Linked DNA regions of Homo sapiens: region 2 is linked to region 1. A link is a contact called in ENCODE Hi-C or POLR2A ChIA-PET data. All regions are on one chromosome and are shown on one strand. The core of a region is the stretch at or near the end of the contact, and the rest is flanking DNA. Distances in the headings are between cores, read along the strand shown. Region 1 holds the start of SLC16A4 (solute carrier family 16 member 4). Region 2 has its middle 85 kb from the start of CD53.

Region 1 (6,519 bases), core at 2,432-4,931:
AGCTTGGCTGGGCTATGGGATGCTCAGGTATTTGGCTAGACATTATTTTGGGGTGTAACCGTGAAGGTGTTTCTGGATGAGATCAGCATTTGAATCAGTAGACTGAAGAAGACTGCCCTCCCCAATGTGAGCGGAACTCATGCAATCCATTAAAGGCCTGAATAGAATAAAAGGCTAAGAAAGAATTTCTCACTGCCTGACTGTCTTGGAGTCGGGACATCAGTCTTCTCCTGACTTTGGACTCAAACTCAGAATGGAACTTACACAAATGGCTCTCCTGGTTCTCAGGCCCTCTCAGACTAAAACTTACACCATCAGCACTTCTGGTTTTCAGGCTTCTGGACTCAGACTGGAACTACACCATCAACTCTCTTGAGTGTCCCGCTTGCTGACCAGAGTGCAGGCTTTTCAGTCTCCATAATCATGTGAGTCAATTCTCATAGTAAATCAACCTTAATATCTCCTCCCCCATCACTGGTTCTTGCTCTGGAGAATATTCTATTCTTTCTCGAGAACCCAGACTCATTCAACCCCTCAGGTTTGATAATTCACTAGGATGACTCACAGGACTGAGCATTTAGTTGTTGTACTTACATGGTTTATTAAAGTGAAAGGATACAAAGCTGACTCAACAAAGGCAAAAGGAGGATGGGGCAAAGTCCAGAAGAAACCAGGCAGAAGCTTGCAAGAATTCTTCTATCAGTGAAGATACACAGGATGCAGTTAATTCCTCCAGCAATGAGTTGTAACAACATGTGTGAAATGTTGCCAATCCAGAAAGCTTAGTAGAGACTCAGTGCCCAAGGGGGCTGGTCACCAAAGTACCCTCTCTGCCTAGCACATATCAAAATTCCAAGCTCCCGAAAAAAGCAAATGTTCAGCATAAAAATTGTATTGTTTACATAGTTTAAGCACAATGATTCACTATTATCATTTAAGGAATGGTAGGAACCCTCCTGAAATCTAAGTTCCCAGTTGCCAGCCAGAGGCCAACCATGTAAACAGGCCTTTCAAAGAATAGGAATCTCAGGCCAGCGATGTTAACTCTTTTCTGAACAAGGATTGAATGAGGGCAAGGAGAGAGTCAACTAAAAATAAAGTATCTTAATTCTAGTTGGTAAAGCTTATTAAAGTCTAAATCCATAAGTGTTAAAAATTATTCCTGGGCTGGCTATGTTTGACACTGGGATGGGGGTAATAGTGGTGATTGCCAAATCATGCTGCATTCTTGCTGAATAGCTTTAGGGCCAAGAGTTAAAAGGTTAGAAGTTGAGGGAATTGTTTATGTTTCGTTAAAGACCCTACAAGCTTTATTAAGACAATTGGGTACAGATGCCAAAATGTTAACTAATATCCCAAAGGTGGCTTAAGAATTCTTTCTTCTTGCTATTAGGCCTCATTTGACTAACAAAAATTATTTTTCATGAACCAAGTACCAATAGTAGGTCCAATGTGCAGTCATCTTACATTATATATTGTTAATCCTCACAACAACCTTGCAAAATATTAGCTACGCTTTAGAGTTTTAGAAACAGACTCAAAGAGAGTAAATTGCCCAGAGTCTACGGGCTTAAAAACTGACAAAATTGAGATTATCACCAAGCCTGCATTTCTGTTCATGTGCCTCTATGAAACATATGTTTGAAGTTCATCTCTGATTACTTTGCTGTCCTCTTGGCCTCTATGAATGACTTGCTGTTCTGCCGCATTTCAAATCTGACCCCAGGCATTAGCATCAGAGTTCTCTATCAATATAAAGCCTATTATAAGACAAAGATGAATAGGAATATATACACACATATATAATGTATTGTTTACATAGGTTAGGCACAATGATTCACTATTATCATTTAAGGAATGGTAGGAACCCTCCTGAAATCTAACTTCCCAGTTGTATATGTTCCTATATGTATATGTGTGTATATATATATTCCTCTGTGTGTGTGTGTGTAAGAAAAATATATATATAGCCTAGCATCATTTCATCCTGTGATTAGAATTATGGATAGCTGGCTCCTTACAGTGGTTTATGCCTGTAATCCTAATACTTTGGGAGGTCAGGATGGGAGGATCGCTTGAGCCCAGGACATTGCAAACAGCCTGGGCAACAGAGTGAAACCCCCATCTCTTAAAAAAAAAAAAAATTAATTAGCTGAGCATGGTGGTGCATGCCTGTAGTCCCAGCTACTCAGGAGGCTGAGGTAGGAGGATTGCTTGAGCTGGGGAGGTCAAGGCTGCAGTAAACCATGATTATGCCACTGACTCCAGCCTGGGCAATAGAGCAGGCCCTGTCTCAAGAAAAAAAGAAATCATAGATAGCCCTGCTTTAAAAGAGCAACAAGCGTGCCACCAAAAAAATAAATAAATCAGTCTTGTTTACTAAAAAATGTTTTCAGGCTGGCCACGGTGGCTTACGTCTGTAATCCCAGCACTTTGGCAGGCTAAGGCAGGCGGATTGCCTGAGCTCAGGAGTTTGAGACCAGCCCGGGCAACACGGTGAAACCCCGTTTCTACTAAAATACAAAAAATTAGCTGGGCGTGGTGGTATGCGCCTGTAGTACCAGGTACTTGGGAGACTGAGGCAGGAGAATCACTTGAACACGGGAGGCAGAGGTTGCAGTGAACCGAAATTGCACCACTGCACTCCAGCCTGGGCGACAGAGTGAGACTCTGTCTCAAAAAAAAAAAAGTTGTCTAGAGTGTATTCATAATTACAAACAGCTCTCTGAAAAGCATTTATTTGCCTTCTCTCTTTGGGTTTTCTCCTTCTGTTGAATGTTTATTTGATCCTTGCCACCAGCATCATGTAACTGCATAATCCTTCCATGCTTACACTTACAGGGCACCCTCCCAAACCACTAAGCTGTCCTTCTGCAAGCACTTTAATCAAAAAGTATTATAGAGTTTGATTTTAAGAATCTGAGAAGCCTCTTGCTTCTTAAAAAGGAACATGCATAAATATGTGCAGATTTTCCAGATAAAACTAAAAACACATCCTTTCGTCTAAAATATACTCTGGTTTAAAATCTGGAATATTGGTGTGGGAGACGAAAGACAATTTCCCATTTGACTTGTTTGTTTTGTTTTGTTTTATGTGGAGGGTAGAGGGAGGAAATGGGAAGAGAAAGTTGAATTATCCCAGTAATTTTCTAGGGGTCTCAGCCTTAACCATTTCCAAAATATAATAAAAAAAATCTCATTAAAATTACTACGAGCATACGTCTTTTGCAGGAGGTGGTTGAGGTAATCAGATCTCAAAAATGCAATTAAAATGGGGTCTGAAACCCCAAATTAGTAACCAGAATCTTTAGTCAATATACAAAAGGCCACACGAATGGGTTGAGCTTACTGAAGATTTCTGTTTGTGGCCCAGGAAATGCCTCTCTCACCACCCATCCAGGAGTTTTATATTCTCCTGTAAAATAAGCATGTTGTGAGAAGTTCCCTGAGGAAATTTGAAGACAAGTGTATGAGAGCTCTGGAGCCCCATCCCCCTGCCCTGAGCATAGTCGCCAAAAGGACTTTCCACTTAGTTTACTTCATGCTTGCTTTTGAGCCTGCGGCAAAAAATTCTACCTTCTGAGTGACTGTGGGTGGAGGGAGGGCCTGAGATGACATCAAATCACAGTCTTTCCTCCTCCCCTCAGGAAGTAAAGTCCACTAGCAGGAGGGCCTAAATCGTCTGAGCCCTCCTTGGCTCTTACAATGCTCACTTGTTTTCACAATGCAGCAAAATGAAATGCCTTAGAAAAAGAGTAACATTCCAGAAAACGGTGTAATTTATTTTTCTTCCTTAATTGCCCCATCTGTGGAGGATTTCTTTGCTGAACACCACATCAAAGGTAAGATGGGAATGGGACTGTGTGCTGGGTTGGTTTTCTAACAACGACTGGCATCTCTCCCCACCCAGCCTGCTCACCAGATGGCCATTCCGCATACCCTGCCAGCTGACTTTCCTTTCCAGTTAGAAACAGTCAGCCTTCGACCCGACAGGGGAAATAATGAGTACTGTTCCCCCTTCCTCAGAACATTTACATTTTCTTTTTGCTATCATTCTTTATATACACTTGTTTATTTTACGGAACCGATTGGGAGAAGGTAGCATAGTGTCATGTTACTCCTGAATACTTTAGCATGTATCTCCTAAGAATATTCTCTTGTGGAAGAGGTTCCAAGAGGTTAACCTTGGTACAGTATTCTGTATTATACAGTCCATATTCAAATTTCCCCAACTGTCCCCACAAACTGTCTTTTACAACTTTTTTTTCTGATCTAGGATATATTCAATAAGCGGGTATCGCATTTCGTTGTCATGTCTGTTTAGCTCCAAAAATATTTACATTTAGCAAGTGTTTTCTAAGGAGAATTCCTAAACTCAAGGCTCGCCTTCCCTTTCTATTTCTCTTAAGAGTTCACCCGGAGGACCAGCAGGGTGACGCACAGCTTCTCCAAGAAACTGGCTTGCAGACCTGGGGGGAGGGACACTGAGTACAGTTCTAGGAGTGGCCACCCCACAGTCACTGAGATCAGGCTTTCCAGGTAACTAAGTCCTTAGTTGCATCAGGCAGACTTCATCTGTAACTGAGGGGTTAAAAAAAAATTACAAGTGGTTTTATATCATAGGGAAAGAGGTTTTTTTTCTGTTTTGTATTACATTTCAACTTTTATTTTAGATTCAGGGGGTACATGTGTAGGTTTGTTACAAAGGCATATTGTCTGATGCTGAGATTTGGAGTATAATTGAACCCCTCACCCAGATAGTGAGCACAGCATCCAATAGGGAGTTTTTCAACCCTCCTCCCTCCCTATCTTGTAGTCCCCAGTGTCTGTGGTTCCCCTCTTTATGTCCATATGTACCCAATTTTTAGCTCCCACTTATAAGTGAGAACATGCAGTATTTGGTTGTTTCTGCATCAATTTGCTCAAGATAATGGTCCAGCTGCATCCATATTGCTGGAAAGGATATGATTTTGTTCTTTTTTATGGTGGCTGTGTAGTATTCCATGGTGTCTATGTATCACATTTTCTTTATCCAACCCACTGTTGATGAGCACGTAGGTTGATTCCATGTCTTTGCTATTGTGAATAATGCTGCAGTGAACATAAAAGTGCATGTGGCTTTTTGGTAGAACAATTTATCTTCCTTTGGGTATATACCCAGGAATGGGATTACTGGGTCAAATGGTAGTTCAATTTTTGGTTCTTTCAGAAATCTCCAAACTGCGTTGCACAGTGGCTGAACTAATTTGCATTCCCACCAACAATGTATGAACGTTCCCTTTCAGATAAAAAGTTTAAAAGTTTAGATTAGTTTCTGGTCCACTGAATCAACTGTCTTGGATTTATCACAGGGATCTTCTGCATTTAAAATAGAAGAGGCATCATGCTGAAGAGGGAGGGGAAGGTCCAACCTTACACTAAAACCCTGGATGGAGGATGGGGATGGATGATTGTGATTCATTTTTTCCTGGTAAGAATTCACTTTTTTCCCCCTTTCCTATTGCCTAAAAGCAGGCTTTCTGGAGAAAGGCTCAGAGCTGCCTACGAATAGGATCACTTAGGAAATCTTTGGCATCTGAGTGGAGGGGTGGGCAGGAACAAGGCCAGGAGCTGCCAAAAACTGCTAAAGTCAGAGGCCCATGCCGAACCCAGGAGAAAGTTGAAAATGCCCCTAGAGCAAAAGCAGAAATGTTCCTGGGCTGGGTGTGGGGGCTCACACCTATAATCCCAGCACTTTGGGAGGCCTAGGTGTGTGGATCACTTGAAGTCAGGAGTTCGAGACCAGCCTAGCTAACATGGTGAAACCCGATCACTACAAAAATACAAAAATTAGCTGAGTGCAGTGGCATGCACCTGTAGTCCCAGCTACTTGGGAGGCTGAGGCAGGAGAATTGCTTGAAATCAGGAGGTGGAGACTGAAGTGAGCCAAGATCGTGCCACTGCACTGCAGCCTAGGCAACCATGAGAGACTCTCTCAAAACAAACAAACAGAAGTGTTCCTGAATCCAGTCATCTACTCTTCCTATCATCTCTTAAACCTGAGAATGCTCAGTCACAATCAGCAGTTCTGTACTGGCTGCATGGCAATTAGGGTTTGGGGACAATCATACTTTTAACCATCCCAAAAGTAGCACTGGGAGGTGCTAAAAAGTGCTCTGGGGGTGATCTCCCCAGTTCAGCCCAGCATAGATAGAACACTGTGGGCACAGCCCCTTCTACCGATAAGGGGTGGGGACATTTCCTCTGTTTGGCCTGCTGTCTACTTCCCAATCCATCCCCACTAACTATAGTTTATGCTATCTATATTTCCGATGTGTTTGGAAAGGGAGGACAAGGATTTTGAAGGGGGAGCCTGATTCTTCTCCTTTACCCATAAGCAACTAGACGAGGCATTCCATTTTTTAAATTAACTTCTTTCCCTCACCCTCCCAGGGGTTGAGGTGTGAGAGTGGTGATCTGCATCATCAGCATGCCCATTCCAGAATGTTGGTGAACCCCAGCTATGCCCCACACAGCTCT
Region 2 (6,519 bases), core at 1,966-4,465, 400 kb before region 1:
ATACCAAGAGACAATATAGAGAAGTGGTGGTGTCTATGGTCAAGCTGCCTGAGTTTGAAGCCTCATCACACCACCAGCTGAATGTATTTGAGAAAACTTAACCTCTCCATGCTTCAGTTTCCTCACCTATAAAATGGAGATAAGAAGAGGGCCTACTTCAACAAAAGGTTGTTGTGGGAATGTAAAGCACCAACCCAGGCACATATGACGTGCTTAATAAATACTACCTACTATGAGTGAAATTCGTCATCTTTTAAATTTGTTTAAGGGCCATCTAATTTCCTTTTCTGTTAACTCATTTAAATTTACTCATTTTCTTCTTGGGCTATTGGCATCTTAATATGTTTCAAAAATTAGCCGTTTGTATACGCTATGAATTGCAAATACATTTTCCTAGCTTGTAATTAATTTGACTTTGTTGGGGTGGGTTTATTTTATGTCCTCTGGTTTTTAATTATAGTTTGAAAGTCCTACTACACTCTGAGATTATAACAAGAAATACCCTGTATTTTTCATCAGATGCATGATGATACTTGGCATTCTATACTCTTTGTCTCTTCTTTTTCTTTTCTATATCCTCACCTCTGCTTGCTGCATCATGGGTCATTTTTTTTTTTTCAAAGAGCACTTCCATTAATTCTCTTTATTCCTTCTTTGGAGTTTGGTTTGCTCTAGTTTTTCTAGTTCCTTAAGATGCATTGTTACGTTATTTATTTAAAATATTTCTACTTTTTTGATGTAGTTGTTTATTGCCCTCTTAATACTTAACTTCCCTCTTAATACTGCTTTTGGTGTATCCCATAGGTTTTGATATAGTGTGTTTATATTATCATTGGTTTCAATCAATTTTTAAATTTTCTGCTTAATTTCTTCATTGGCTCATTGGGCATTCAGGAGCATCTTGTTTAATTTCCAAGTGTTTGTGCAGTTTTGAAAGTTCCTCTTGTTATTGATTTCTGGTTTTATTCCGTTGTGCTGAGAAAAGAAACTTGATATGATTTCAATTCTTTTAAATTTGTTGAGACTTGTTTTATGACCTAACATATGGTCGATCCTGGAGAACGTTCCATGTGCTAAAGAAAAAATGTGTATTCTTCAGCTGTTGGGTAAAATATTCTGTAAATGTCTGTTAGGTTCGTTTGGTCTAAAGTGCAGTTTAAATCCAATGTTTCATTACGGATTTTCTGTGTAGACGATCTGTTCAGTGCTGAGAGTGGAGAATTGAAGTCCCCAACTCTTACTGTACTAGATTCTATCTCTTCCTTTTAGATCTAATATTATTTGTTTCATATATTTAGGTGTCCCGGTGTTGCATGCATATATACTTATAATTGTTATATCATCTTGCTGAATTCATCCCTTTATCGTTATTAATGATTTTGTTTCTTTTTACAGTTTTGGACAGTTTTAGAGTCTGTTTTATCTACTGTCTTGCTCACTTTTGCTTTCTGTTTGCAGAGAATATCTTTTTCCATCATTTTACTCTCAATCTTTATGTGTCTTAACAGATGAAGTATTATGTCGTAGGAGCATATACTAGATGGTTTTCAAAAATCCATTCAGCCAGTCTGTTTTTTCTAAGTGGGGAGTTTAAGCCATTTATATATTTAAGGTTATAACTGATTGGTAAGACCTGCTGTCATTTTGTTAATTGTTTTCTAGTTGTTTCGTATATCTGTTGTCCCTTTCTCCCTCTCTTATTGTTTAATCATTGCAGTTTGGTAGTTTTCTGTAGTAATAAGGCTTATTTCTTCTCTGTTTTTCATTTGTGTGTCTATTAGTGATTTTATACTTTCGCATGTCTTCGTAATGATGATTATCATTTTTCACTTCCAGATATAGGAGTCCCTTGAGTATGTCTCATAAGATCAGTCTGGTGGTAATGAATTTCCTTTGTTTTTGCTTGTCTGGGAAAGACTTTATTTCTTTTTCCTTTTTTTTCTTTTTTTGAGATGAGGTCTCGCTATGTTGTTTAGGCTGATCTGAACTCCTAGGCTCAATCAATCTTCCCAACTCATCCTCCTGAGTAGTTGAGACTGCAGGCATATGTCACCAAATCTGGCTCTCCCTTATTTCTGAAGAATAGCTTTACTGGGTATAGTATTCTTGGCTGCCTTTTTTTTCTTCTTTCAGTACTTTGAATATGTCATTCCATTCTCTCCTGGCCTGTAAGATTTCTGAGGATAAATCTGCTGTTAGTCTAATGGGGATTCTTTATACGTGACTTGATGTTTTCTTTTGTTATTTTTAAAATTCTTTCTTTGTGGGTGCTTGAAGTCCTCCTACTTTCAATTTTCCCACAGAGTCTCATGAACTTATTGTGGCATCTGGGTCTTGAGGTGCAGGTTCACTGTTTATGGCAGGGTTGGATGTAATTTGCCTGCAGAGCCAGGATCTGTGACTCTGAGGAAACCCCTAGAAGCTTGGACCCAGAGAGTTTGGTTTTAGCTGTGAGTCTACCCCTGTGTGGAGGGTATATCCAACTCCAGGGAAGAAAAGGAGCTCTGGAGTTTAGGGTACAGAGAGCAAGGTATATCTGCAATTTGGGAACCTGGTCCAATGGAGCTCAGTGGAAACTTGGGTCCCTGGGGATGAGACAACATGTAGTGGTGACTCCGGGATGGCGGACTCAGTAGTATCCCAGACTCTGTGAGGCTAGGTGCAGCAGCAAGTTTTCATAGTGGTCAAACACATCTGTCGTTTGGGCCCTGGGGGTCAGGGGAGCAGCACAGTGACGATTGCATTCCCTGGAGAGAGGGCTTTCTTGGCAGCTCAGACTCCAGGAGACTAGTCTAATGCCAGGAAAGCAAGGTATTAGAGTAGGTTAGCCTGTAGGGTAGAGTGTCTCAGCTCAGTCACTGCCATGTTTCCCTGGAACATGGGGTACTACGTCAGCTCAGCCCTGAGCTGCTCAGGTTCCAGGGCACCAATTCCCCAGGGGTTTGTGTGCCACTTCAGCTCAGGCTCAGGCATAGAGGGTGGCTGTTCTGGGCTGCCAGGCACTATTTCCCTGAGACGTGGGGCTCTGCCAAGGCACTGTTTCCTCAAGAGGCAGCACATAGTTTCAGTTCAGGACCTTAGGGGCAGGGCACAGCCATAACCGAGAGAAGTAGATGGGGCTATTCTGCTAAAGCACTGTTTTCTTAGGAGGAAGTGTGCAGCTTCAGCTCCAGCTGAAGGGGGAGAGAGGAGGTGTAGGTGGTGCTGTTCAGCCCCATGGGCAAAGGTGTAACAGTTCCTTGAAGCTTGGCTTTGGGATGTTAGGCCACTGGGCAGGGATGGATCAAAGGTGGTTTAGCCTCAGGGATGGACAAGAGCCATGGCTACTCTCCCTTGGAGCAAGACACTCCAGCAGTAGTTCCAGTTCCGAAATGGGGTAAGACAGTAGCTATGCAGGCCACAGGGGATGGGGCCTAGTGGCAGCTCCTTCTCTGGGGGGAACACAGATTTGCAGACTCCAGGCAGCTCCCTCAGCTGGACTTAGTGCATGTGAGGACTTCAGGGGGACCCCAGTGATGAGAAGTGTAGGTGTCCAAAGAGTTGATGGCAGTTACTGGGATCCTCTTGTCTACCTTTGCACCATAAAAAGAGGTTCCTCCTGGTTTCTAGCTGATTCTGGTTGGGAGGTGGGGTGGTGAAGACCAGGTGTTTCCTTTTGCTCTCTGTGTGGTCAACCTCAGTTTCCGTGTTCACTGGGGTTTCTATTACTCCTTTGCCATACTCAGCCACTCTTCTTTAGTTGTTTTTATTAAAACATGATTGTTTGTGTGTTATTTGGCTATCTTTGTTGGAAAAATGAGCGCTAGAAGCTTTTAGTTGGCCATCCTGCTGACATCATTCTCCTCCAATTCTCTCTTGATCAGTCTACAAACCCATCTATTTAATTCTAAATTTGATTAGCTATATTTTTCATTTCTAAAATTTAGATTTGTTTCTTTTTCGATTTACTGACTCCTTTCCTACAATGTCCTCCTCTTGCTTTGTGAAGTTACCTTTCTCTTTCTCTTTGAGCTTATCTGACTTAAAGACTCTCCTTTTTTATTTTCTACTAACTGCAGCTGTTTGTATGTGCACTCTACCACTCCCTCTCTAATCAGTTTGTTTCCTTATGTGACTTGCAATATTTTTAAATCATGAGCTCCTCTTGAAAGAGAGTTGTTTTCCATGGAAGACCCTCAGGTCCTGGTACCTGGGAACAATCTTGTGGGGCAGTTTCAAATTCCTTTGCTGCGATTCTGTGAATTTCACTGGTTCCAGAGGAATTTTACAATGTATCTTGACTCTAGATTTCTATACTTGTGTGGTGTGCAATTTAGAGATCATGTATGCTGAACCAGCTTGAGGGGTTAATTTCCTTGCATTAATTTTTTCTATCTTCTCATGAGCCTATCAAGCTGCTTTGTGGTATCTCTGAGCTGTGAAACAGAGGAATTTCATAGTTTCCTTCATAAACCAGTAACTTCCAACTGTATATGGCTGGTTCATTTCCAGCTCTTTAACATGCAGAGGCCCTGGGTCTCATCAACCATCTCTCTGTTGCCATTAAAATCTCATCACCCTGACATCGAGTACCCTGAATGTACTCAACTTTGGCTCCATGCTCCCTTAAGTTTTGTGATCCTTCTTTATTTCTGGCACCTGAGAATGTTGCCTTCTTTCTTTACACAAGGCTCATATTTTAGGTAAAATTTTATTCTTAATTACTTTATCTGTTTTTGTGAAAAGGGAATTATACATGTCAATGCAAATCACTCTATTGTACACAAATTCCAGATATACCTTTACAAAATGCAAAACTTATCATATTGTTCTCCTACTTAATATTCTCAATGTTGTTTCATTGGCCTTAAGATAAAGTCCAAAGTCCCTTACCTAGGAAATAGTAGAGCAAAGCAGCTTAGAGCATGGCTTCAAGAGTTAGGATGATCTCAGTTTGTATCCATGTATGATTTCTCAACTATGTGACTTTGGACTAGTTAATGTCTTAGCCAGTTTTGTCATCTGTAAAACAGAGATAATTCTAGCACCTACTTCATACAGTCACTGTAAACTCTAAATGAGACAAGGTTGTGATCAGTCTGCAAGAGTGGAATGAACTTCCACTCCAAATTTGGTTCAGATTGATGATGCCAAACATGCACCAAAGGGTACGAAATGGTCCATGACTCATATAATAAGGCTTTCTGGGGAGAGCAGAGCAGGTCCAAGCAGGCCCAAAAATGGCTTGAGAAAGCAGGAAAAAGATACGTGGCTTGGCTTTATTGTGGTTTGGTATGAGGGTTCAGACTTGTAATTAAAGACAACACACATAAAACACACAGCATGGTGCCCACCATCATAGGCAATAAATGTTGGTTATCACAATAATATTGTTATCATGATTTAGAAGAATTTTCATGACCTTTGTAATGTCATTTTTCCCTATTACCCTCCTCATTCTACCCTCCAGCCATACTTCAGTTTTCTTGGATTCTTCAAGATAACATGGTCTCAGTGTCTATCATCTTGGTTTCTTTATCTGCAAGAACTTCCATTCCACCCTTTTACTTAGCTAGTTCTCAATCTCTCTTTAGGTTTTAACTTAAGTAGAATTTCTTTCAAGAGGTCTTTCCTGACTCCTCAACAAGTTTACACTCCCACCTCTGCTCTTACACACGCACACACACACACATTGTAATTCGTTTATTTGTACTTTTTCCAACTGTTTTGAAGGCTTTATGGCGACTGAATCTCTCAGACCTGGCACAGTGTCCAGCACATAGTAGATGCTCAATAAACATTTGTTGAATGATGCAGTATCTCATTTAATCCTCTTAATGCTGTAAGTCAGGTATTATTCACTTTGCCAATGGAAAAATATAAGCTCAGAGAAGTTGAATAATAACTGAGTGCCACACAGATATTAAATAATATATCAAAAAATAAGCCCAGATTTTCTAACCCTTCCCTTCATTAAACAGCATGTTTTCCATCTCTCTTTGTTGTTGTTGTTGTTGTTGTTTTTCTGGTTTGTTTATTTGTTTGTTTGTTTTGAGACAGGGTCTTATTCTGTCACCCACACTGGAGTGCAGTGGCATGATCACAACTCTCTGCAGCCGCAGCCTCCCAGGCATAAGCTATCCTCCCACCTTAGCCTCCTGAGTAGCTGGGACTATAGATGCATGTCACCTTGCCCAGCCAATTTTTTAAATTTTTTGTAGAGATGGGGTCTGTCTTCTGTCTCTTACTGCATCCATTATAATTAAGGTAGACGAAGTAGAAATAAAGTGGATTCCCACCTAAATAGTGGGAATTGAGAGAAACAGGAAGGCTTCTTATCAACTTGCTCCCTCATCAAGAACTGATACCAACATTTTAGCTTAGAAGTTTATCCATTAGTTTACATTAACCTACATGAATGCCCCTTGGTAAGGAGAATACAAAGATTACTCCCAGTTATCAAAGTTTCCAAATTTTATTTATTCATCTCTTCAGATTGACTCCCCAAACCCTGAAAACTCTTGCTCCAACCCACCTGTT

What was found. Hi-C counts contacts between places; a loop is a spot of excess contacts on that map. ChIA-PET counts read pairs that join two places held with the same protein, here RNA polymerase II (POLR2A). Pooled maps may share reads with other maps.
Region 2: a loop to region 1 is called in a map of B cell, with 3 times the contacts of the local background. The contact joins the enhancer-like site here to the promoter of SLC16A4 in region 1. A Hi-C loop is called at or near these places in 1 of 168 maps with a recorded cell type or tissue (B cell) and 1 of 50 pooled maps. POLR2A ChIA-PET finds 5 or more read pairs at or near these places in 1 of 52 experiments (activated naive CD8-positive, alpha-beta T cell).

What each region holds. Positions count from the first base shown.
Region 1 is chr1:110,388,188-110,394,706 of GRCh38, reverse strand. SLC16A4 (solute carrier family 16 member 4) reads left to right here and starts at 3,681. Exons shown (of 9, transcript NM_004696.3): 1 at 3,681-3,842; 2 at 5,352-5,470. The coding sequence starts at 5,384.
Region 2 is chr1:110,784,492-110,791,010 of GRCh38, reverse strand. No RefSeq gene overlaps it. Among named protein-coding and RNA genes, the nearest start is that of CD53, 85 kb to the left of the region's middle. RefSeq lists an enhancer at 3,118-3,457. Within about 2 kb of position 3,215, at least 7 of the 41 ENCODE cell types and tissues checked have a DNase peak (open chromatin) inside an H3K27ac peak, as active enhancers do; they include B cell, where a contact is called at or near this core.